Regions from separate parts of the Homo sapiens genome. Here region 1 is linked to region 2. The links are chromatin loops, found by intact Hi-C in ENCODE. Cell type or tissue: OCI-LY7. All regions are shown on one strand. Links, peaks and the distances in the headings refer to the core of each region. The heading gives the core; the rest is flanking DNA.

Evidence for each region. A loop is a pair of places that touch in the nucleus more often than their neighbours do. Peaks named below come from ENCODE experiments on the same cell type or tissue, not always from the same donor. Only the 100,000 strongest peaks of a DNase experiment are listed, where the experiment ranks them.
Region 1: a loop joins it to region 2, with 5 times the contacts of the local background. A loop is called at or near these places in 10 of 110 quality-filtered maps.

Annotation. Positions count from the first base shown.
Region 1 is chr7:45,835,553-45,847,215 of GRCh38, forward strand. It overlaps the pseudogene RNU6-326P. Among named protein-coding and RNA genes, the nearest start is that of CCDC201, 32 kb to the right of the region's middle. In OCI-LY7, for the core only: no CTCF peak of the experiment used is centred there; a DNase peak (open chromatin) is centred at 6,559; H3K4me3 peaks cover 784 bases; H3K27ac peaks cover 1,344 bases.
Region 2 is chr7:45,763,142-45,774,804 of GRCh38, forward strand. It overlaps the pseudogene SEPTIN7P2 and the pseudogene GTF2IP13. Among named protein-coding and RNA genes, the nearest start is that of CCDC201, 100 kb to the right of the region's middle. RefSeq lists enhancers at 5,709-6,486, 5,808-6,167. In OCI-LY7, for the core only: no CTCF peak of the experiment used is centred there; a DNase peak (open chromatin) is centred at 5,920; H3K4me3 peaks cover 2,510 bases; H3K27ac peaks cover 1,256 bases.

The DNA.
Region 1 (11,663 bases), core at 1,894-9,893, 73 kb after region 2:
TGGGGCTGAAATGTCCAAAGTGGCTTTTGCAGTCACATGACTGATGCCTCATGTTCTTCCATGTGGTCTCTCTCCCTGACAGAGTAGCCTTGTCATCTTGTACAGTTGCTGGGCTCTGAGAACCCTCTATGGATACCCTACACCATTGCACCATCACCTGTGCTACCCCCAGCCTCTCCATGGAAACCGCTGCCCAGGCAGCTGTGTCACACCATGTGACCCTGCCTCTCTGCCACCCCCCAAGCCCCCAGATATACAGTTCAGTGGACCAGGATCACATACAGCTGGCCAGTGATTTTTGAAGTCATCTGGCTCACAAATGTAGGGAAAGCCAGCCAGGCCAGTCAGATGGCCCCTTTTGGAAATTGGAGTGGAAAAACCAGACAGTAGAATCAATGAGCAACAAGATGTCCTAAGGGCAAGTAGGGCCTGGTCAGACCAGTGTGCTGGCCAGAATTACACCGGAGAAGAAACTTGGCGATTGAAGCAAAACCAAAATAAGCTAAGCCATGGAGAAAATCCCCTTGCGGAGGGAAAATGAGCTTGGTTTTGGCGAGAGGATAAAGGAGGACAGGGCAGGAACTGAGCTGGGACTCCAAAAAGGGCCGAGAGAAGCCATCCCAGGGGGACCTCCTGCCTGTGGGTGTCATTGCAGCCAGTTTGCCACTTGTTCCCTTTGCTGTCAGTTGGCTTAGAAGTGGGTGGGTGACTTAGCTGTGCTGCTAGAACGTAGAGGGATTTCCAGCCCATGCAGCACGCCATCCCATTTCCCGGGCATGGTGGCTCACGCCTGTAATCCCAGCACTTTCAGAGGCCAGGGCAGGTGGATCACGAAGTCAAGAGTTCAAGACCATCCTGGCCAAGATGGTGAAACCCCGTCTCTACTAAAAATACAAAAATTGTGGGCCAGGCACCGTGGCTCATGCCTGTAATCCCAGCACTTTGGGAGGCCGAGGTGGGTGGATCACCTGAGGTTGGGAGTTTGAGATCAGCCTGGCTAACACGGTGAAACCTGGTCTCTATTAAATATGCAGAATTAGCTGGATGTCCTGGCACATGCCTGTAATCCCAGCTACTTCGGAGGATGAGGCAGGAGAATCGCTTGAACCTGTAGGCGGAGGTTACAGTGAGCCGAGATCATGCCACTGCACTCCAGCCTGGGTGATAGAGAGAGACTCCGTCTCAACAACAACAACAACAACAAAACAAAAACATATGGCGAGATGGCTGGGACCATCTTGAGACCACGAGGCAACAAGACCAAGGGGAAAAGCCCACATACTGAGGATGGCAGAGCCTATGTCCTCCATGACAGCGTTGAGCCACCATACCTATCCTGGAACCCCCACTTCCAGTCTTACTGATCTGTAAGTCACGTGTCTTTATTTTCTGGGCAGATTTCTGCTACCTGCAGCCTAAAGCATCCCTCACCGCTTCTCAGAACCCCGTGACTGTTGCTGTAACTCCCAATGGAAAATCAACCTAAGTTTAGACATTAGAAATCAAATTATTGCTCATATGGAGGGAATAAGAATGAGGATTGGTCTTAGCCTACAGAGGAATCCCAGCTCAGAGTCCTAACCCCAAGGCCTAGGGGACATAGACAAGGAAAGAAAGAGATATTCATGCAAGTTCCAGACATCTTCTTTTTTTATTTTGAGACTGAGTTGCTCTGTTGCCAGACTGGAGTGCAGTGGTGTGATCTCGGCTCACTGCAACCTCTGACTCCCTGGTTCAAGCAATCCTCTTGCCTCAGGGTCTCAAGTAGCTGAGATTACAGGCAAGTGCCACCATGCCCAGCTAACTTTTTTTTTTTTTTTTTTGTATTCTTAGTAGAGACAGGGTTTCACCATGTTGGCCAGGATGGTCTCCATCTCCTGACCTCATGATCCACCCACCTTGGCCTCCCAAAGTGCTAGGATTACAGGTGTCAGCTACCTTGCCCAGCCTTAGACATCTTCTAAAACAGGACTCGATGAATTGTGGTAACTCAGTGGGGCTTTAATGCCTGAGATTTTGAGTGTGAGCAAGGGAACTAACTAGAAAAAGTTGATGGCAGCTGGAACTAAACTGGCCTAGTGGGAAATAGGCCTTTCAGTTACTCTCTAGCCATCAACCTTAGTGCCACCTTAGTTCTCAGGAATAAGGTGTCCTCAGTTGCCATTCTCTATGTGCATAGCCACCGCCCCCCACCCCAACCCCTCTGCAACTTTGTTCATTCCTCATCTCCCCTGCCTCTCCTCTTTTTTCCTACATTTTCTTTCTGGCTTCTCTCTCTTTTTTTTTTTTTTTTTTTTTTTCTTAGGATGGAGTCTCACTCTGTCTCCCAGGCTGGAGTGCAGTGGTGCGATCTCGGCTCACTGCAACCTGCGCATCCCAGGTTCAAGCGATTCTCCTGCCTCAGCCTCCCCAGTAGGTGGGATTACAGGTTTATGCCACCACACCTGGCTAATTTTTGTATTTTTAGTAGAGATGGGGTTTCACCATGTTGGCCAGGCTGGTGTTGAACTCCTGACCTTGTGATCTGCCTGCCTTGGCCTCCCAAAGTGCTGGGATTCTAGGTGTGAGCCACTGAGCCTCTTTCTGGCTTCTCTAAGCAAAGCTAGGAGCCAAAAATCTACAAAACCTAACTCACTTCTATTAAGAACTCAATGGGCCGGGCATGATGGCTCACGCCTGTAATACCAGCACTTTGGGAGGCCAAGGCAGGTGGATCAAGAGGTCAGGAGTTTGAGACCAGCCTGACCAACATACTGAAACCCTGTCTCTACTAAAAATACAAAAATTAGCCTGGCGTGTTGGCACATGCCTGTAGTCCCAGCTACTTGGGAGGCTGAGGCAGGAGAATTACTTGAACCTGGGAGGCAGAAGTTGTAGTGAGCCAAGATTGTGCCACTGCACTCCAGCCTAGCTACAGAGCAAGAATCCTTCTCAAAAAACAAACAAAAACAGAACTCAATGGGAGAGTTACTGTAGGGAGAGACAAGGATGTATTGGAAGACTTAGAATGCTGGTTCAAGGCCAAGGAATGAGGCTGGTAGGAGAGAAGCTTTCTTCTGGTCTGACTTTTGCCAAACAACATGTGCGTGTGTGTGTGTGTGTGTGTATGTGTGTGTGTGTGTGTTGCTTCAACACAAGAAATACGCCTGATTCTTCCCTTATGGAATAAGAAGCTGAACGTAAGAGCTCTAGCCCATCCTCTTTAAATCTCTGTTTTTGAAAATATGAAACAAAGAGAAACTGGCATCCTCCTAATGTATCTTAGAAATACCCACTATTTCATTTTACTCAGACCTGGAGAAAAAGCACCTGCAGCCACATTTTCCCATCTCCAAATAATCTTCAGCATTTGTAGAGATGTGGTCCTGGAAGTTCATCAGATATATGGGGCCTACCTATGAGTGTGTTGTGATGATATTAGAATTTGCAACTGCCATATTCTGGCACCAAACCCAGCACCTCTCAATGCTGTCCTTCTGCACCCCACATATTGTGTAATGTTTTGAAAGGCAAAGCCAGTGCACCATTGATTTTTGCCTGTTGCTTCATTCCCTCAACAGAGACGTAAGGAATGAAAACTTTGATTGGGGTGAAAGAAGCAAAAAAGTTTAAACTCCTACTTTAATGGGATTAATGTTTTAACGTGAATCTTAATAAACCCTGAATTCCTCCAGCAAGTTTCTCTATATGTCACTGAGGATTCTCTGAAATCCAATAAGGAAAAAAACTGGAAGACTTTTTCCCCTTCTTCATCATCAAGGTTTTTCTCCGGGATGAATTAGCCTGATTAGTGCCTGAAAGTTCTCCCATGATCCGTCCAAGCTCATTCCTTTTTTGTGTGTGAATTCTCCAATGATGAGAAAGCTAAACTTGTCCCCAAGTGATTTTCCACACTCATTGTACTCCTAAGACTTCTTTCCAGTGTGGATGATCTCACATTCCATATTCCCCATGCTTCCCCGAGTTTTCCGTCTTCATTACGTATGACCATTTAAAGTCCCACCTGAATTAGCTGATATTGTCTAAGTATGGAACTCTGATTGAAGGTTCTTCCTCATCCATTATACTCACAAGGCCCCTCTGTGCTACAAAATCCCAGAATGTCTGATTAGCTCTGGGCACCATCTCAAAGCATTTTTACGTCCATTACACACATACGATTTTCCTCCATTGTGAATTCTCTGATGTTGAATGAGCTATACTTTTCCAAAAGCTCTTGCACATTTCTGCATTGATAGACTCTTTGTTGCATGTGAATTAGCTGATGCTGCATTGGAATGTTGACGATGCCTCCCCCATCTCCACAGATTCTCTCCAAAATAAACGTTACAGTGTTCAATAGCATGTGAGCCCCAGGGAAAACTGCCTGTATAAGTGACAAAGATGTTCTCTGTGATATAAACACTGTAATATTGAATAAATTCTGAATTCTGTTGCACAACTTGACCATATCATATTTGGAGTTTCTCTCACTTCTAAAACATGTAAATGGAATCACGATTTTTTCTGTATTCATGGCACTCAATAGAATGGGGTCCCTAAAATGGTCCTCTACATGTCCCCATGTTTGTAATGGCCCAAGGGGTTCTTCCTGACTACCACACAAACAAAATCCACTGAAGACCATGGCGTTAAAGAGTTTCATTGATGCGAAGCCAGCTATGCCACGTGGGAAATGGAGTTATTACTCAAATCAATCTTGCTAACGTCTTGCAGAAGAGGGATTTTTCCAAGATAGTGTTGTGGGCAAGGGGCTAGGATAGGGGGCCTGCTGATTGGTTGGGTGCAGGAGATGAAATCATAGAGAATTAAAGCTGTCCTCTTGGGCTGAGTCAGTTCCTGAGTGGGGGCCACAGGACTGGTTGGCAGGTGGGGACATCCAGTTGTCAGAAATGCAAAAATTTGAAAAGCGTTTTTTCCTTTTCTTTTGAGATGGAGTTTCACTCTTTTTGCCTAGGCTGGAGTGCAATGGTGCAATCTTGGTTCACTGCAACATCCACCTCCCGGGTTCAAGTAATTCTCTTGCCTCAGCCTTCCCTAGTAGCTGGGATTACAGGCATGTGCCACTATGCCTGGCTAATTTTGTATTTTTAGTAGAGACAGGATTTCTCCATGTTGGTCAATTTGGTCTTGAACTCCTGACCTCAGGTTATCCACCCACTTCAGCCTCCCAAAGTGCTGGGATTACAGGTGTGAGCCACCGCGCCCAGCCCTGAAAAGCATTTTTTTCTAAGAATACATATAGATTTTCCCCATTCATCAGATTTTTCTTTTCCTTTCTTTTTTTTTATTTAATTTTTATTTTGAGACAGAGTCTTGCTCTGTCACCCAGGCTGGAGTGCAATGGTGAGATCTCGGCTCACTGCAAACTCTGCCTCCTGGATTGTTCAAGTGATTCTCCTGCCTCAGCCTCCTTCCTGAGTAGCTGGGATTATAGGCACCTGCCACCATGCCCAGCTAATTTTTGTATTTTTAATAGAGTCGGGGTTTCACCATGTTGTCCAGGCTGGTCTCGAACTCCTGACCTGAGCTGATCCACCCACCTCAGCCCCCCAAAGTGCTGGGATTACAGGCATGAGCCACTGCACCTGGCCTACTCTGCTTTTTCAAAATGCTTGTGGTAAAAACAAGATAGATATGTTGGAGTTAGTATTCATGTAGAGATTTAAAAATGTCTTCAAGAGGGGTTAAGCGTGGTCAGTTGTGTCTTTATGGCCAAGCACTTAGATAAATTGAAAAAAGATGAAAATCATGTAACATAATCACAAAAGATTGTGTTCACAATGATGTCGGGGATCTCACGAAGGTTCCTTAATATAGACAACATTTTAACCATAGCCATATTTTAAGCAGTCATCTTTTTTCTCTACAATGTATTCCTGGACTGCTTTGTTAAAAAGTCACATTTTCTTTTAATAATTACTGATATCCTGAAGCGGCATCAAACAAATTCTAATTCCAATGAATATCTCATAAAAGCAAAAACATGGCCAGGTGCGCTGGCTCACGCCTATAATCCCAGCACTTTGGGAGGCCGAGGCAGGCGGATCACCTGAGGTCAGGAGTTTGAGACCAGCCTGGCCAACATGATGAAACCTCGTCTCTACTAAAAATACAAAAATTAGCTGGGCGTGGTGGTGGGTGCCTGTAATCCTAGCTACTCGAGAGGCTGAGGCAGGAGAATCGCTTGAAACTGGAAGGTGGAGGTTGCAGTGAAACAAGATCATGCCACTGCACTCCAGCCTGGGCAACAAGAGCAAAACTCCATCTCGAGTTAATGGGTGCAGTACACGAACATGGCACATGTATACATATGTAACAAACCTGCACGTTGTGCACATGTACCCTAAAACTTAAAGTATAATAATAATGAAATAAAAAAAAATTCTAGTCCAATAACATTCAAAAGAGATTTACTTAGCCAAAAAATCCTAAACAACCCTTTTGTCAATCAAGAGGAGAATAAATAAATTGTGGTATGTTCAGACCAAAACCTCCACTCAACTATAAAAAGGAACCTACTGATGCATGCAGTGTGAGTGAATCTCACATTGTGCTCAGTGAGACGTGTTAAACACAAAAGGGCACATACTGTGTGATTTTAGTTACATGAAATTCTAGAACAGGCAAAGTTAACCTATAGAGAGAACAATCAGATGAGTGGTTGCCTGGAGTGGGGAGTGAAAGGGAGATTGCCTGTAAAGGGGAGGGAAGGAGGTGAAAATGTTTTATACCTTTGATAAAAGTCATCTACTTGATATTTCAAATATGTAGAACTTATTGTCCGTAAATTATGTCTCAGTAAAGCCGGTTTATTAAAAAAAAGGCAAAAACATAACAATGGGGTAGTCTTTAGTAATATACAAGGGTTATACTATGCTTGGAGTGCTGTGACTTTGGATACAGATGTCTAACAAGATCGGTTATTTTACAGCCTTCAATGCACTCTGAAGTCCACACAAAACACAAACTATTCTGCTTTTCTGTCCAGTCCAAAAATAGCCCTAGGAAAAAACCTTTTAACATTAACAATGTGCTTCCCTTTTTAGAATTCTGGAGAATCATGGGGAAATTATGTATAAGATATAGGGCTCTTTTCAAAATCAGCTTTTCAGAGAAAACTGAAATATCCTTTCTCTTTCTTCTGATAAATTTCCCTGAAAGAAACAGAAACACACCAAGTAATCCCATTGATCTTTTTTTTTCTTTCTTTTTTTTTTTTTTTTCTGAGATGCAGTCTTGCTCTGTCATTTCAGCTGGTGTGCAGTGACACGATCCCGGCTCCACTGCAACCTCCACCTCCCAGGTTCAAGCGATTCTCCTGCCTCAGCCTCCTGAGTAGCTGGAATTACAGGCAGTCAACACCAAGCCTGGCTAATTTTTGTATTTTTAGTAGAGACGGGGTTCCACCATGTTGGCCAGGCTGGTCTCAAACTCATGACCTCAGGTGATCCACCCACCTTGGCCTCCCAAAGTGCTGGAATTACAGACATGAGCCACCACGCCCGGCCTCAGTTTCAGCACTTTTTTTTTTTTTTGTGATGGAGTTTTGCTCTTGTTGCCCAGGCTGGAGTGCCATGGCGCGATCTCAGCTCACTGCAACCTCTGCCTCCCCAGGTTGAAGCAATTTCCCGCCTCAGCCTCCTGAGTAGCTGGGATTACAGGCGTGTGCCACCATGCCTGGCTAATTTTGTATTTTTAGTAGAGACGGGGCTTTGCCGTGTTGGCCAGGCTGGTCTCGAACTCTGACCTCAAATGATCCACCACCTCAGCCTCCCAAAGTGCTGGGATTGCAGGCATGAGCCACCTTGACCGGCCAGTTTGAATGCTTTCTATCAATCCACGTTTGTCTACTGACTCTTCCTCACCTTCATATTGTTAATTGAGTCCATCTAGTGAGTTTTAAATTTTTGTTATTGTATTTTTGTTTTAAAATTTCCATTTGAGGCTAGGTGTTGTGGCTCATGCCTGTAATCCCAGCACTCTGGGAGGCCGAGGTGGTCGAATCACTTCAATTCAGGAGTTTGCGACCAGCCTGGGTGACATGGCAAGACCCTATCTCTACACAAAATACAAAAATTGTGCATGCTTCGGTAGCACATATACTAAAATTGGAAAGATACAGAGAAGATTAGCATGGCCCCTGCACAAAGATGACATGCAAATTTGTGTTGCGTTCCATATTCGCTTGAACCTGGGACAAGGAGGTTGCAGTGAGTCTAGATCGTGCCAGGGCACTCCAGCCTGGGCAACAAGAGCGAAACTCTGTCTCAAAACCTCAAAACAAAACAAAACAAAACAAAACAACAAAACAAGGCCGGTGTAGTGGTTCATGCCTGTAATCCCAGCACTTTGGGAGGTGGAGGCAGGTGGATCACCTGAGGTAAGGGGTTCAAGACCAGCCTGGGCAACATGGTGAAACCCCCGTCTCTACTAAAAATACAAAAATTAGGCCAGGCATGGTGGCTCATGCCTGTATTCCCAGCACTTTGGGAGGCCGAGGTGGGCAGATCACAAGGTCAGGAGATCGAGACCTTCCTGGCTAACACATTGAAACCCTGTCTCTACTAAAAATACAAAAAATTATCTGGGCATGGTTGTGGGCGCCTGTAGTCCCAGCTACTCAGGAGGCTGAGGCAGGAGAATCGCTTGAACCCAGGAGGTGGAGGTTGCAGTGAGGTGAGATCAGGTCACTGCCCTCCAGCCTGGGCGACAGAGCAAGACTCTGTCTCAAAAGAAAAAAAAAAAGAAAAATTAGCCAGGCGTGGTGGCGGGCACCTGTAATCCCAGGTGCTCGGGAGGCCAAGGCACTAGACTCGCTTGAACCAGGGAGGCAGAGGTTGCAGTGAGCTAAGATTGTGCCATTGTACTCTAGCCTGGGTGACAGAGTGAGACTCTGTCTCAAAAAACAAAACAAAACAAAACAAAACAACTAACAAAAGGATAATAAGGGAATACTAAGCAATTCTACCCATATAAATCCAACAAGTTGGATGAAATGGACCAATTCCTTGAAAACTACAAACTACCAAAAAACACTCCATAGGAAACATAATTTTTAAAATCTTGTAACAATTTTAAAAATTGAATTCATGGTTTTTTATTTTTATTTTATTTTATTGTGAGACTGTATCTCACTCTGTCACCCATACTGGAGTGCAGTGGCACAATCACGGCTCACTGCAGCCTTGACTTCCTGGGCTCAGGTGATCTTCCCACCTCAGCCTCCTGAGTAGTTAGGACTACGGGCGCCCGCCACCACACCCAGCTAGATTTTTATTTTTTGTAGAGATGGGGTTTTGCCAAGTTGCCCAGGCTGGTCTTCAACTCCTGGGGCTCAAGCAATCCACCTGCCTCAGCCTCCCAAAGTGTTAAGATTACAGGCATGAGCCACTAGGCCCAGCTGAATCCTTTTTTTTTTTTTTTTTTTTTTGAGATGGTGTCTCAGTCTATCACCCAGGCTGGAGTGCAGTGGCACAATCTTGGCTCCCTGCAACCTTTGCCTCCTGGGTTCAAGCGATTCTTTTGCCTCAGCCTCCCAAGTAGCTGGGACTACAGGTGCCCACCACTACACCTGGCTAATTTTTTGTATTTTCAGAAGAGACAGAGTTTTACTATGTTGGCCAGGCTGGTCTCGAACTCCTGACCTCATGCTATCCACCCACCTCAACCTCCCAAAGTGTTAGGATTACAGGTGTAAGCCACCACGCCTGTCCTTGAATTCATAGTTTTAATAAAAGAATTTCTTGTCTTCATGGTCGCATACAACTAGTTTGGTGATTCCCTGGAAGGACCCATGTGACTCTAGATCAAGTTATACTCTAGGTGAAGGTTTATTACAGTGGAGGATACAATACAAAGACAGCAGGAAAAAGGATATTAATAGATGAAGGCTGGAAGGTCAAATGCATACTTAACCTCTGCAGGGACAGCACAGACTTATCTTTTCCAGGAGCAAACTGCAAGGACTTGTGTGAGATGTCCTTGCCCAGGAAATCGCACTTGAGTTCTGGAGTCAAAATTTGTGTGGTTAGGCCAGGCACAGTGGCTCATCCCTGTAATCCCAGCACTTTGGGAGGCCGAGATGGGAGAACTGCTTGAGTCCAGGAGTTTGAGACCAGCCTGGGCAACATGGTAAGATCAGATCTTTATTTAAAAAAAAAAAAAAAAGGCTGGGCGTGGTGGCTCATGCCTGTCATCCCAGCACTTTGGGAGACCAAGGCGGGTGGATCACCTGAGGTCAGGAGTTCGATACCAGCCTAGGTAACATGGTGTAACCCCATCTCTACTAAAAATACAAAAATACAAAAATATTAGCTGGGCATGTTGGCAGGCACCTGTAATCCCAGCTACTCTGGAGGCTGAGGCAGGAGAATCGCATGAACCCGGGAGGCGGAGGTTGCAGTGAGCCTAGGTCGTGCCACTGCACTCAAGCCTAGGAGACAAGAGCAAGACTCCATCTGGCTCATGGCTGTAATCCTAGCACTTTGGGAGGCTGACGGGGGCGGATCACCTGAGGTCAGGAGGTCGAGAGCAGCCTGGCCAACATGGTAAAACCCCATCTCTACTAAAAATGTAAAAAAATTAGCCGGCTATGGTGGCACACACCTGCAATCCCAGCTACTTGGGAGGCTGAGGCGGGAGGATCACTTGAACCCAGGAGGCGGAGGTTGCAGTGAGCTGAGATCACACCATTGCACTCCAGCCTGGGTGACATTCCTGCCATGTGACCAAACAGCCCTAAACCACCAGGTTGGGCATCATGAATCTTTTATTCTTTTTTTTTTTTTTTCAAAAATGGGGTCTCACTATGTCTCCTAGGCTGGAGTGCAGTGGCATGATCATAGCTCACTGTGGCTTTTTTTTTTTTTTTTTTTTTGAGACAGAGTCTCGTTCTGTCACCCAGGCTGGAGTGCAGTGGTGTGATCTTGGCTCACTGCGACCTCTGTCTCCTGGGTTCACATGATCCTCCTGTCTCAGTCTCCCAAGTAGCTGAGATTACAGGCACTCACCACCACGTCCAGCTAATTTTTTGTATTTTCAGTAGAGACAGGTTTTTGCCATGCTGGCCAGGCTGATCTTGAACTCCTGACCTCAAGCGATTCTGCCTGCCTCGGCCTCTCCAAATTCTGGGATTACAGGCCTGAGCCACTGAGCCTGGCCAAGCATCATGAATCTGTATGTTTACTTTAAACCTGCTGACAGCCTGGTTCATCTGGGCTCACTGTTTTGGGCGTGGAGAATAACATCTGACCCGGTAGCTATGTGAATATTCCAGGAGTTTGGTTTTCAGACTTTGACCAATGGCCATGCTTTGGCTATAGAAATAAGTGAGAAATGAATGAATCAGACCTGTTGTGTTAACTCTTTCCTCCCACTCTTAAAAAAGGTATCTCCAGACCCAGATAGTTTCACTGGAGAAGTCTGCTCATAGTTAAAGAAATAGCAACACCAATTACACGTAATCTCCAGAAAACAGAAGAAGGGGCATTTCCAGACTGACGAGGCCAGTACAGTTGACCCTTATAACTGCAGGTTCCCCATCCATGGATTCGGCCAACCACAGATCGAAAATATTCCAAAATATGGACTCTAGGCACGGTGGCTCACACCTGTAATCCCGAGAATCACTTGAACCCAGGAGGCGGAGGTTGCAGTGAGCC
Region 2 (11,663 bases), core at 1,613-9,612:
GCAAAAGAGTTTACATTATCTTCAGCTAGTTTTCAGTATATAAAGGAATACACCTCCATGGTTCAATCAGGAAAGAGGACTTCTACAAGATTCTACTAAGGATCAATCTGGTTCTCAAATGCTACAGGTCTTCTTTTTGGTAAAGAAAAGATATTTAACAGTGGTGCACAGGCCTGTCTTAAAAATCCTACCAGAGATATTCTCACCTCCATTACCCCTTTGTTTTCAAGATAAAGAGAGTTTCCGAGAAGATATTCAAAACAGAAGAGGATATTTTTGAAGTGTTACTTTAAAGGAAGGTAAAATGGGTTTAGGCAATTTATTTTGAAGCTAAGCCAATGTAAGAATTCTAGTAAATTGAGGGCATGTCACATCTTTAACAGATGCTCACCTGGGGAGAAAATGTCTGCAATATCTAAAATGTAGGGGATTATTAGATTTTTCAAACTCCTATAAATCAGCAAGAAAATGACAGAAAATATTAAGATTACCAAAACACTTTAATGAAATCTGAACAGTTATTGAGTACAAAAGACATGTTCAACCTCACTAGAAATCAAATAAAATAAACTCAAATACCTCTATATCTTTATGCACACACAACAGCAATGAGTGCCTAAGTCTACTAAGACATACACAAGAATGTTCCCGTTAGTAAAAAACTGAAAACCCAAAGGCTTATCTACAATAAATAATAAAGGATATATACTGATACAGTCACACAATGGAGTATTATACGACGATGAAAAAACAACTACACCCAACATGAGTAAATAATACAGACATAATCTGCACTGAAAGAAAACAGATACAAAAAAGTATATGTATATAACGTTCAAGAACAGGCAAATTTATGGAGAAGGCAGTCAGTATGGTGTTTATCTTTGGGGGTTGTAATACTGAATGAGAGTGAGCACATGGAAGAAACTAGGGTTCTGGAAATGAACTGTATATTAATTTGGATAGTGGTTAGTTTTACCTTTCATATCTAAATTCATAAATACTTAAGTGAAGGTATTCATAACAGATACCCAAATTAAGATAGTTCAAAGTTCATTTTCTTACTTAGGTTTAAAATTTCCAATATTTATCACAAAATAAATAAGCATGTAGGATCAAGTTTTTAGAGTAGAATTTTGCAGGTAATTTTAAATCTCAAGCCCTATGAAGGTTACTAAAAAAAAAAAAAAAAAAAAAAAAATTCCTAAAATGGAAACATTAAAAAGGAGAAATAAGATATTTACTTCACAAAATTACTCCTTTGGGGTCTTGCAGTATGATATGTATGAGTTACTGCTCAGAATATATAGACTGCCCTACTATCCTGTGCACTGGGATGATCACTACCACTTCTTCAAATCCAGCTAAAAGCATCACGGCCTCAATGAAGCCTACTCCCGCCAGAACTGTTCACGTGCCTCCTCTCTGCTCGTGTCCTATATATTACCTAAGCAGAGCTCACCAACAATATTTTTCATTAACAGCTTAGAGCAGCGCTGCCAAATAAAAATACCATGTCAATCATGTAAGTAATTTAAAATTTTCTTAGTAGCCACTTTTAAAATAGGAAAAAGGTGAAATCAGTCAATTTTATTTAACCCGATACATCCAAAATATTATCACTGCAGTATACAATCAATATAAAAAATTACGGAGATTTTCTTTTCCATGCTCAGTCTTAGAAATCTGTGGTATATTTTATATTTGCAGAACATCACAATTCAGACTACCCACATTTCAAAGATTAATAGCCACATGTGGCTACAGGCTGCTGTACTATTTAATAAAAAGTGCATATCTAGAGTCTAGCCCCTTGCTTTATAAAGTGTGATCTACCATCCAGCAGCATCAGCATCACCTGGGATCTTGTTAGAAATGTAGAAAGGCAGCCCATCTCAGAACTACTAGAAGAACTAAATTTAACAGGATACCCAGGATTGGAATTCATAGCAAAGACTGAGAAGCAGTAAATTAGATCACATATACCTTGGGAGTCTTACAGAATTGCTATTGCCATTCAACTATGATATGGTATTATCCCACCGACTAATATAGAACACTGTATTTAAATAACAATAGCTTTTCTATGAATCATGTTTTCTCTACACTGTCCAATGCAATTTTCTACAATGATGAAAATCTTCATATATGTGCTGCACAAAATGGCAGCCACTTGCCACATGTGGCTGTTGAGCACTTGAAATGTATCTGGAGCAAATGAGAAATTGCATTTTAATTTAATTAATTTTAATTGATTTAAACATGTGGCAAATGACTATCATACGACATAGCACAACTCCAGGGGAATTGGTTACTATGTCACAGTGTCATCTCTAGGAGAATCCTTAGGACAAATTTGGAAAGTTCTAGTCAAGATAATTCTTTTGATTAACTGTACTTCTTCTGTTTTTTTAATTTTATGAAGTCATATTTACCATCTTACACTGGCTAAGGGCAAATTTGCATCTTACCTCTAAGGAAGCATAATAAAAGTTACAACATGTGCTTTGTGTGTATTAATATTATTCCAGCTTATCATCAATTAAAAATACTAATATCTAGACCTGTACAGTCTTTTTAATTCTCTGAGAAGGACCTGGATACTCTGGAGAATACAAATCTGTGAGGAATAATGAGTTGATTAATGTCAACTTTCCCAGTCCAGATTCACCTAAAAGAAATAAGGGAAAATATCTGTTAAACTCACCCACTTTACCCAACCTTAAATATTCAACAGATGCTATAATTGAACTTGCTTTATGCAAGTATTTCTTGGTGAGACAATGAAATGACATTAGAAAATACGCTACAAAGAATAAGTATCTTGTCCTCAGTTTCTTAGCTATCAAATTAAACTCACGTTTCCAAGGATTCTTTTCAGCCTTCTAATTATACCACTTATATTCATTAAAAGTAATGTATCTAATAATCTACATTTTTAACAGTAATGTATTCCCAAAGAAAAAAGTCAGTCATTATTTAAAAATCCAAGTTGGATTATGTATCACTGCTTCAGTGAAATAAAGTTTTTCTTTATTAATAGACAATAATGAATGAATAATAAACAAGAAATCATGCAGCTATAAAAAGCAAAAATCTGCTAATACAAAGAATAATTAATCACAATGAACATCTCCGTATAAAATTCTAAATCACAAAAAATACTTTCTAATTTCGCCACCCATCAGCCTAAATATAAGGGTGCTTCTCCACAAACCAGAATCCAAAAAATCTTAGGTAATTACTTTTTCTACCGCTTCTACTCAAGGTAGGAGGTAGACACGAAGGAAGCTAGGGCATGATTTCTACTCTGACCACATACTCTTTTTTGACTCTCCATGTTTAGTCCAATATACATAGTCCAGTGTATAGTAACTATTACAAGTATACCAAAATATAAATGGCTTCAAGGTATATATAACCTAAGGTTAAAACAAATTATAAATCAGATTATGATAATTAACATGGCACAGAGTTAAAGTATTTATTGTTAATAACTCACTTAGCATAATAGGCATGTTTAGCCTAAGTAACTGATGTCACAATATTTTTATGCCTAGGAGGAATTCTTTTTATATTAGCTCTCAAAAGAGATAAGATTCTCTCCACGTGGTTTGGGCTTACCCCTTTGACTGAGAGCATGCCACTTTTTACTAGAGGTTGATGTATGACTCAACTTAGAGTTGAGGATGAAAAGTGGGGATCATAGCACCTGCCTATACCCTGGTACAGATCATATGATGTTGATTTATTTATTTGTGGAGTCAGGGTCTCGCTGTGTTGCCCAGGCTGGAGTGCAGTGGCACGATCATGGCTCACTGCAGCCTTGAACTCCTGGGTGCGGTGGTGCGCACCTGTAGTCCCAGCAACTCTGGCAGGCTGAGGCAGGAGAATCGCTTGAACTCAGGAGGCGGAGGTTGCAGTGAGCCGAGATTACGCCACTGCACTCCAGCCTGGAGACAAAGTAAGACTCCATCTCAGTGAAAAAAAAATTTAAATTAAAAAGTTCTAGTATCTAAAATGAGCAAAATCGCCAGGCGCGGTGGGTCACACTTGTAATCCCAGCACTTTGGGATGCAGAAGTGGGTGGACCATCCGAAGTCAGAGGTTGAGACCAGCCTGCAGTGAGCCGAGATTGCACCACTGCACTCCAGCCTGGGAGACAGAGTGAGACTCCATTTCAAAAAAAGAATTAGCCAAGCGTGGTAGCATGCACCTGTAGTCCTAGCTACCGGGGAGGCTGACAGGGAAGGATTCCTTGAGCCCGAAGGTCAAGGCTGCAGTGAGCCTTGTTTGCACCACCTCACTCCAACCTGGGCAAAGACCCCATCTCAAAAAAGAAAAAAAAACACAAAAACAAAAAACAAAACAGAACAGAACAGCATCACTTCCTTATCATTAGTTTGAAGGAAGTGAATTGCCTGTAAAACTTTCCATTTTCAAAAAAAGTATTAAAATATAGTGTAAAGCCAGGCACGATGGCTCATTCCTGTAATCTCAGCACTTTGGGCGGCTGAAATGGATTGCCCCAAGAGGTCGAGGCTGCAGCTGAGCGATCCTCCCGCCTCAGCCTCGCAAGTAGCGGAGACTACAAGTGCATGCCACCATGCCCAACTAATTTTTTGTATTTTTGTAGAGACAGGGTTTCACCATGTTGCCCAAACTAGTCTGGAACTCCTGAGCTCAAGCGATCCACCCGCTTCCGCCTCCGCCTCCCAAAATGCTGGGATTAGGGGCGTGAGCCACCGGGCCTGGCCCAATTACTTTCTTCAGTCTGAGCATGAGGGCTGGAAGAAAAGCTCTCACTTGCATATAATTTTTTAGAGACAGAGTCTCCCTCTGTTACACGGGCTGGAGTGCAATGGCGCAATCTCAGCTCACTGTAACCTCAACCTCCCGTGCTTGATCGCTTATATAATCTCAGCTCACTGTAATCTCAACCTCCCGGGCTCGATCGCATGTATATACACACATATATTTGTTTGTTTAGACGGAGTCTTGGTCTGTTGCCCAGGCTGGAGTGCAGTGGCGCGATCTCAGCTCACTGCAACCTCCGCATCCCGGGTTCAAACAATTCTCTGCCTCAGCCTCCCGAGTAGCTGGGATTACAGGCACCCGCCACCAGGCCCAACTAATTTTTGTGTTTTTAGTAGAGACCGGGTTTCAGTGAAACCATGCTGGCCAGGCTGGTCTTGAACTCCTGACCTCGTGATCCACCCGCCTCGACCTCCCAAAGTGCTGGGATTACAGGCGTGGGCCACCTCGCCCAGCCGATCGCTTATATTTTTAAAAAGATGTTTTCTTCGTTTCCTAGCCCCTTCTACCCCGCTACAAAGTTTCAAAGACTTAATGCTATTACAAAGGGCCGTCAGACGTCAAGCTCAGGGGTGCAGCTCCCTCATGCCGGGCAGCCTCAGAGGGGGCCGACCCTGCCCAGGATGAACGGCGCCAGGTAGCCGGGGACGCTACCGGGAGTCCCCGGGCCCTGGCTGGTGGAGGTGTTGTGGGGCGCACGTACCCAGGCTCAGGTGAGGCGAGTGGGCAGCCGGGGCTGCAGCTGGCGCTGGCCATTGAGGAGCTTCTGCGCGACAGTGCGATCGGTTGCACCTTCTGCGACAGGGGCCGGCCGGTTGGCGCGCAGCGCCTGCTAGCGCAGAGTCTGGCCCTTGCTGCGCCCGGCCCCGAAGACCGAGAAGTCGTAAAGCTCCTCCTCGCAGTTTATGTGCGGCGGCGGCCGGGCCGAAGCCTGGGGACACAGAACTGCCAGCTCAGCAGCCGGTTACATCCCGCCCGGCCACCCGTAGCCAGCGTCCGCTAATGCGCGATCCTGGAAGACCCAGCAACCCCGCCGCGAGTTCCGATTGGCTCCGCGTGAGTGGCGGTCTCCTGCGAAGTCACAAGAGCGCGCCTTCCGTGACGTCACAAGGGCGCGTCTTCGCCGACACCATAGAGGTGGGCCTTCCGCGACGCCACAGGAGCGGGTGTTCGCCTACGTCACTGGGGCGCTACAGTACCTGGAGCTGGGCAGTCTTCTCATCAGAGTGGGGACTAATAACAGTGACCTCCCCGCCAGGTCCTGTGTGTTGCCGGCTGAAGAAGGGTAGCTGAAAAATTCAGACCCAGCACAGTGTTTATGTTGGTCAAAAATAGAAAACTATGTCTGGCGTGGCCGAGGCGGGAGGACCCTTCAGGCCAAGAGCAGCCTAGCAACATGGCGCAACCCCATCTCTGTAGTCCTACCTCAGACCCCCAGCTACTTGAACCCAAAGGTTCAAGGCTCCAGTGAGCTATGATCCCACCACAGCATTCCAGCCTGCGAGATTGAGGTAAACCCTGTCTAAAAAAATTAAAAATCTATCCAAGTGTGCAACAGGGAGGGACTACTAAATAAAACATGAGGCTGGCTGGGCCCTACTGTAATCCCAGCACTTTGGGAGGCCGAGGCGGGAGGATGGATGGCTTGGGCTCAGGAGTTCGAGACCAGCTTGGGCAACATGACGAAACCCCGTCTCTACAAAAGATACAAAAATTAGCCGGGCGCGGTGCGCACCTGGCCTAATTTTCGTATTTTTTTCTAGAGATAGGGGGAGGGCCTCGCTATGTTGCCCGGGCCAGTTTCGAACTCCTGAGTTGAAGCGATCTTCTCACCTTGGCCATCAGAGTTGTCGGGATTACAGGCATGAGGGACCGCGCCCCACCTGGGTTAGGCTACTTAATAACATAAGAAAGTGCTCCGCCAGGCTCAGTGGCTGACGCCTGTAATCCCAACACTTTGGGAGGCCGAGGTGGGTGGATCACCTGAGGTCAGGAGTTGGAGACCAGCCTGGCCATGGTGAAACCCAGTCTCTACAAAAAATACAAAAATTAGCCGGGCGTGGTGGCGCATGCCTGTAGTCCCAGCTACTTGGGAGGCTGGTAAAGGAGAATTACTTGAACTGGGGAGGCGGAGGTTGCATTGGGCCGAGATCGCACCACTGCACCCCAGCCTGGGCGACACAGCGAGACTCCAAAGTTTGACACCAGCCTGGGCAATGTAGTGAAACCCTGTCTCTACAAAACAAACAAACAAAAACCCAGGCGTAACTGTGTCCACCTGTGGCCCTAGCTAGTTAGGAGGCTGAGGCAGGAGGATCACTTGAGGCCAGGAGCTCAAGGCTGCAGTGAGCTATGGTAATCCCACTGCTTCCCATCCTGAGCAATAGAATGAAAGCATGTCTCGAGATAGCTAGCTAGCTAGCTAGATAATTGATAGGTAGTTTTGTATCAAATTTTTTCCCTAAATTTGAACATGTTTTTCTAAAGTAGCATTCAACACGTCAGCATTTTACAGTGTTACTAGTTATTAATGTGATTATGTTTTTGTAAAGTATCCTTTACAAAAGCAGTTTTGTCTTTCAAAGCACACAGATAAGGCCCTCAAGTGAATTTGTCTGATGTTGGCGACCTTGGTACCATTTTGTCCACCTGATTGGAAAAGTCAGTCAATAATTTCAGGTCACTGTTGGCCTTAGAAGAAGAGCCCAAAGGCAACAAGCAAAGGCGCTGGTGTCCAGTCGCCTTCTAAAAGCATTTTCACTTTCCCTTAAGGTTTCCCTTGATGAACATAGAAGTATTGTATGTAGAATTGACCCAGTGCTGCCCTGGCAACTTTGTATATTAGGCCAAATTTACATTTCTTACTAACTTTATGAGAGGCACCCTGGTAGGCTAGTGGAGTTACACACACAGTCTGATTTCAGCTGCACTGTCCAGAGATGCAACACGGTCCAATCAAATAACATTCTCTGAGCCTGTTTCTTTAGCTGTAAAAGAAGAATAACATACCCATCTAAAAAGGCAGCTTATTGTATTTGATTGGTCTTTTATTTTCTATGAAACTGTGTTTAACACAGTAATTATTTTCATTTGTATACTACATTTGTGTTGTGTTTTTGATTTTAGTTTTGTTTTTGAAATGGAGTCTTTTTTTTAGTGGTTTTTTGTTTTGTTTTGTTTTGTTTTGTTTTTGAGATGGAGTATTTCTATTGTCACCCAGGCTGGAGTGCAGTGGCATGATCTCCGCTCACTGCAACCTCCACCTCCCAGGTTCAAGTGATTCTCCTGCCTCAGCCTCCTGAGAAGCTGGGATTACAGGTGCCCACCACCACACCCAGCTAATTTTTTAAATATATTTTTAGTAGAGATGGGGTTACAACATGTTGCCCAGGCTGGTCTCAAACTACTGACGTCAAGTGATCCACCCACCTTGGCTTCCCAAAGTGCTGGGATTATAGGCATGAGCCACCGCACCTGGCTTGTTTTCAAATAAGGGTTTCTTGGCTAGGCATGGTGGCTCACACCTGTAATCCCAGCACTTTGGGAGGCCAAGGTCAGTGGATCACCTGAGGTCAGGAGTTAGAGACCAGCCTGACCAATATGGAGAAACCCTGTCTCTACTGAAAATACAAAATTAGCCAGGCGTGGTGGTGCATGCCTGTAATCCCAGCTACTCAGGAGGCTGAGGAAGGAGAATTGCTTGAACCCAGGGGGCAGAGGTTGCAGTGAGCTGAGATCGCACCATTGCACTCCAGCCTGGGCAACAAGAGCAAAACTCTGTCTCCAAGTAAAAAAAAGATTTCTTAAAATGATATTTTCAGTATTTTATAGATGATGTGTAAGCAGCAATCTTAATAGGATGTTAACCCGACACTTTGCGAGACTGGCAGCTGATTTGATCCAGATGTCTCTAATTCTTTTTTCTTTTTCTTTTTCTTTTTCTGTTTTTTTTTTTTTTTTTTTTTTTTTGACAGAGCCTGGCTCTGTCACCCATGGCAGAATGCAGTGGCACGATCTCGGCTCACTGCAACCTCCACCTCCTGGGTTCAAGCGATTCTCCTGCCTCAGGTTCCCGAGTAGCTGGGATTACAGGCGTGCGCCACCATGCCCAGCTAATTTTTTGTATTTTTGGTAGAGACAGCGTTTCACCATGTTGGCCAGGCTGGTCTCGAACTCCTGACCTTAGGTGATCTGCCTGCCTCGGCTTCCCAAAGTGTTAGGATTACAGGCGTCAGCCACTGTGCCTGGCCCAGATGTCTCTAATTCTAACATGAGATGTATTGCAGGATCATAGCAGAGTGAGTTGCTGATGTATCCAGAAGGAAACGAGCATGGACTCTCACGACAGCTGTCCTGAGAAGTGTGTGTGTGCTGTGCTTGGATATCTCACTGCTCATTTATACACAGGCTTTCTGGTGACTGAGTTAACAGTATCTGTTTCATAAATAATGTAGCCCTCTTTCTTTCTTTCTCTCTCTCTCTTTTTTTTTTTTTTTTTTTTTGAGACAGGGTCTTGCTCTGTTACCCAGGCTGGAGTGCAATGGTGCAGTCTCGGCTCACTGCAACTTCAGCCTCCTGGGTTCAAGCGATTCTCCTGCCTCAGCCTCCCAAGTAGCTGGGATTACAGGCATGTGCCACCACGCCTGGCTAATTTTTTCTTTTTTGTTTTTGAGATGGAGTTTCGCTGTTGTTGCCCAGGCTGGAGTGCAATGGCACAATCTCGGCTCACCACAATCTTTGCCTTTCGGGTTCAAGGGATTCTCCTGCCTCAGCCTCCCAAGTAGCTGGGATTACAGGCATGTGCCACCACACCCGGCTAATGTTGTATTTTTAGTAGAGATGGGGTTTCTCTATGTTGGTTAGGCTGGTCTCAAATTCCTGACCTCAGGTGATCTACCCGCCTCGGCCTCTCAAAGTGCTGGGATCACAGGCATGAGCCATCGCTCCTGGCCTAATTTTTGTATTTTTAGTAGAGAGGGGGTTTCACTATGTTGGCCAGGCTGGTCTCGAATTCCTGACCTCAAGTTATCTGCCTGCCTCGGCCTCCCAAAGTGTTGGAGTTACAGGCGTGAACCACCATGCCTGGCCAGCTCTATTTCTTTAAGACTACATGTTTTGCACTTGTTAAAAGTATTTGAACATACAATTACTCAGCTTCCCTTGTTTATGCTTGAATTTTGTATAATCTTAAATATTTTTTCCAATCTAAGCTTTATTTTATCCCGTTTCTTCTATATTTGTATAACTTTAGGTGGCTATCTTCATTGAAAGTTTTTTCTCAAAAGCCTTAAAATAGAACGTAGTTCTTGGCAGCAATTTGAAAGTTATTTGAGGAGAAGGGGAGACTTAAAATGATGATTCAAATGAAGCAAACTAAAAAGTAATAAAGCAAGACAGAGGAAAAAGCAGTATTCACTTGAGCACATCCCAAAAGAATAACATTTCAAATGTAACTAGAAAAAAGTATGCTGAAGTTCGCAATACAGAAATAATTATTAATAAGATAGCTTTAAAGCCCTGCTCAGCTTTTCAATGTTGGGAATTGACCCAGAGGTGGCTGTAACCTAAGATGGTTCCTTCAGTAATGACCATTTTTTCTTTTTCAAGATGATGATTATTCCCCACCTTCTGAGAGACAAAGACCAACGAGCCACCACAGCCACCAGTCCCAGAACCCGCCAATGCTGGGGAACGGAAAATGAGGGAGTTCAACTCTGGTAAGTTCTTAGCAAAATCCATGACCTTTTCCTTTATCTTCTGGACTCTCAGTGTGACTGATGAAAGTTACCACATGCTCTGCAGGGGGAAATGGTTTAGCATGTATTACTACGTCTTAATCACATCTTTGTAAAGCCAGGAGCATTTTGAAAGTCACGTTACAGACATTGTTTAAACATAGTCTGTATTTACCAAAGTATAGGACATTGTATCATCTCGTATTAATTAGTTAGTCGGCTCAAAATTAGTGCTAATGACTTAGTAATTCAGTGATTTCTGTTAGCTTTAAAACCTTTATTTCAGAACTATTTCACCTCTTGGTTTTCATTTTTGCTGTGCGTCACTGCCTGCCGGCTGCTAATTTATTAACTCCCAGTGAATCGTGTCCTGTGAAGGGACTGAATATTAGTGGCAAATTATGTTGATGATTTGTATTTTGAATAAATAGTTTGAATACATAGAACATTAAGCTTGTATACATTTTGAAAATAGTATTTTAATATTCTACTGTGTCATAGTCACAACGATTGGATATATATTGAATTTATATGTACTTTAAGTTGTTATATGTTTATGGTCTTTAGCATTCTAACATGCAATTGTGTATCTGTTAAGTCTTATTTTTTTTTCAAGATTACACTCTGATTTATTGAGGCATCTGTTTGATGCCACATTAAGTGGCCCAGGCTTTGTGTAGGGGTTGAGGTTAAAGCAGGAAGAAGGGTGGTGAGAGGCAGGGGTACCAGGATTAGGTTGGAATACCTGGGGGTGCTCTGAGGCTCTGGAATACCTGGGGGTGCTCTGAAGTTTCCCTGGTCTTGGCCGGCTGTGCTGCTGGCCAAGGCATCTGATGGGCCTGCAAGGTGGTCCAGGGGCTAGGGCAGGGACTTTGGAGTCACGCCGTTGGCTTTGAATCCAGACTCCTACACTTGGTAGCTGTGAACTCTCCATGCCTCAGGGACCTGCAGAACTGAGCTCTGTCTGAGCCAGTTTCCATCCAGGCACTGCGCATCCATCCAGAGGGGCACTGCCTCAGGTTGCTCACTATTCACTGCCTTCTCAAGCAGACCCTTGTCTCCTTCTAGGCCCTCACAATCCAGTGGAGGAGACGAAACTCATCTGCCTCTGTC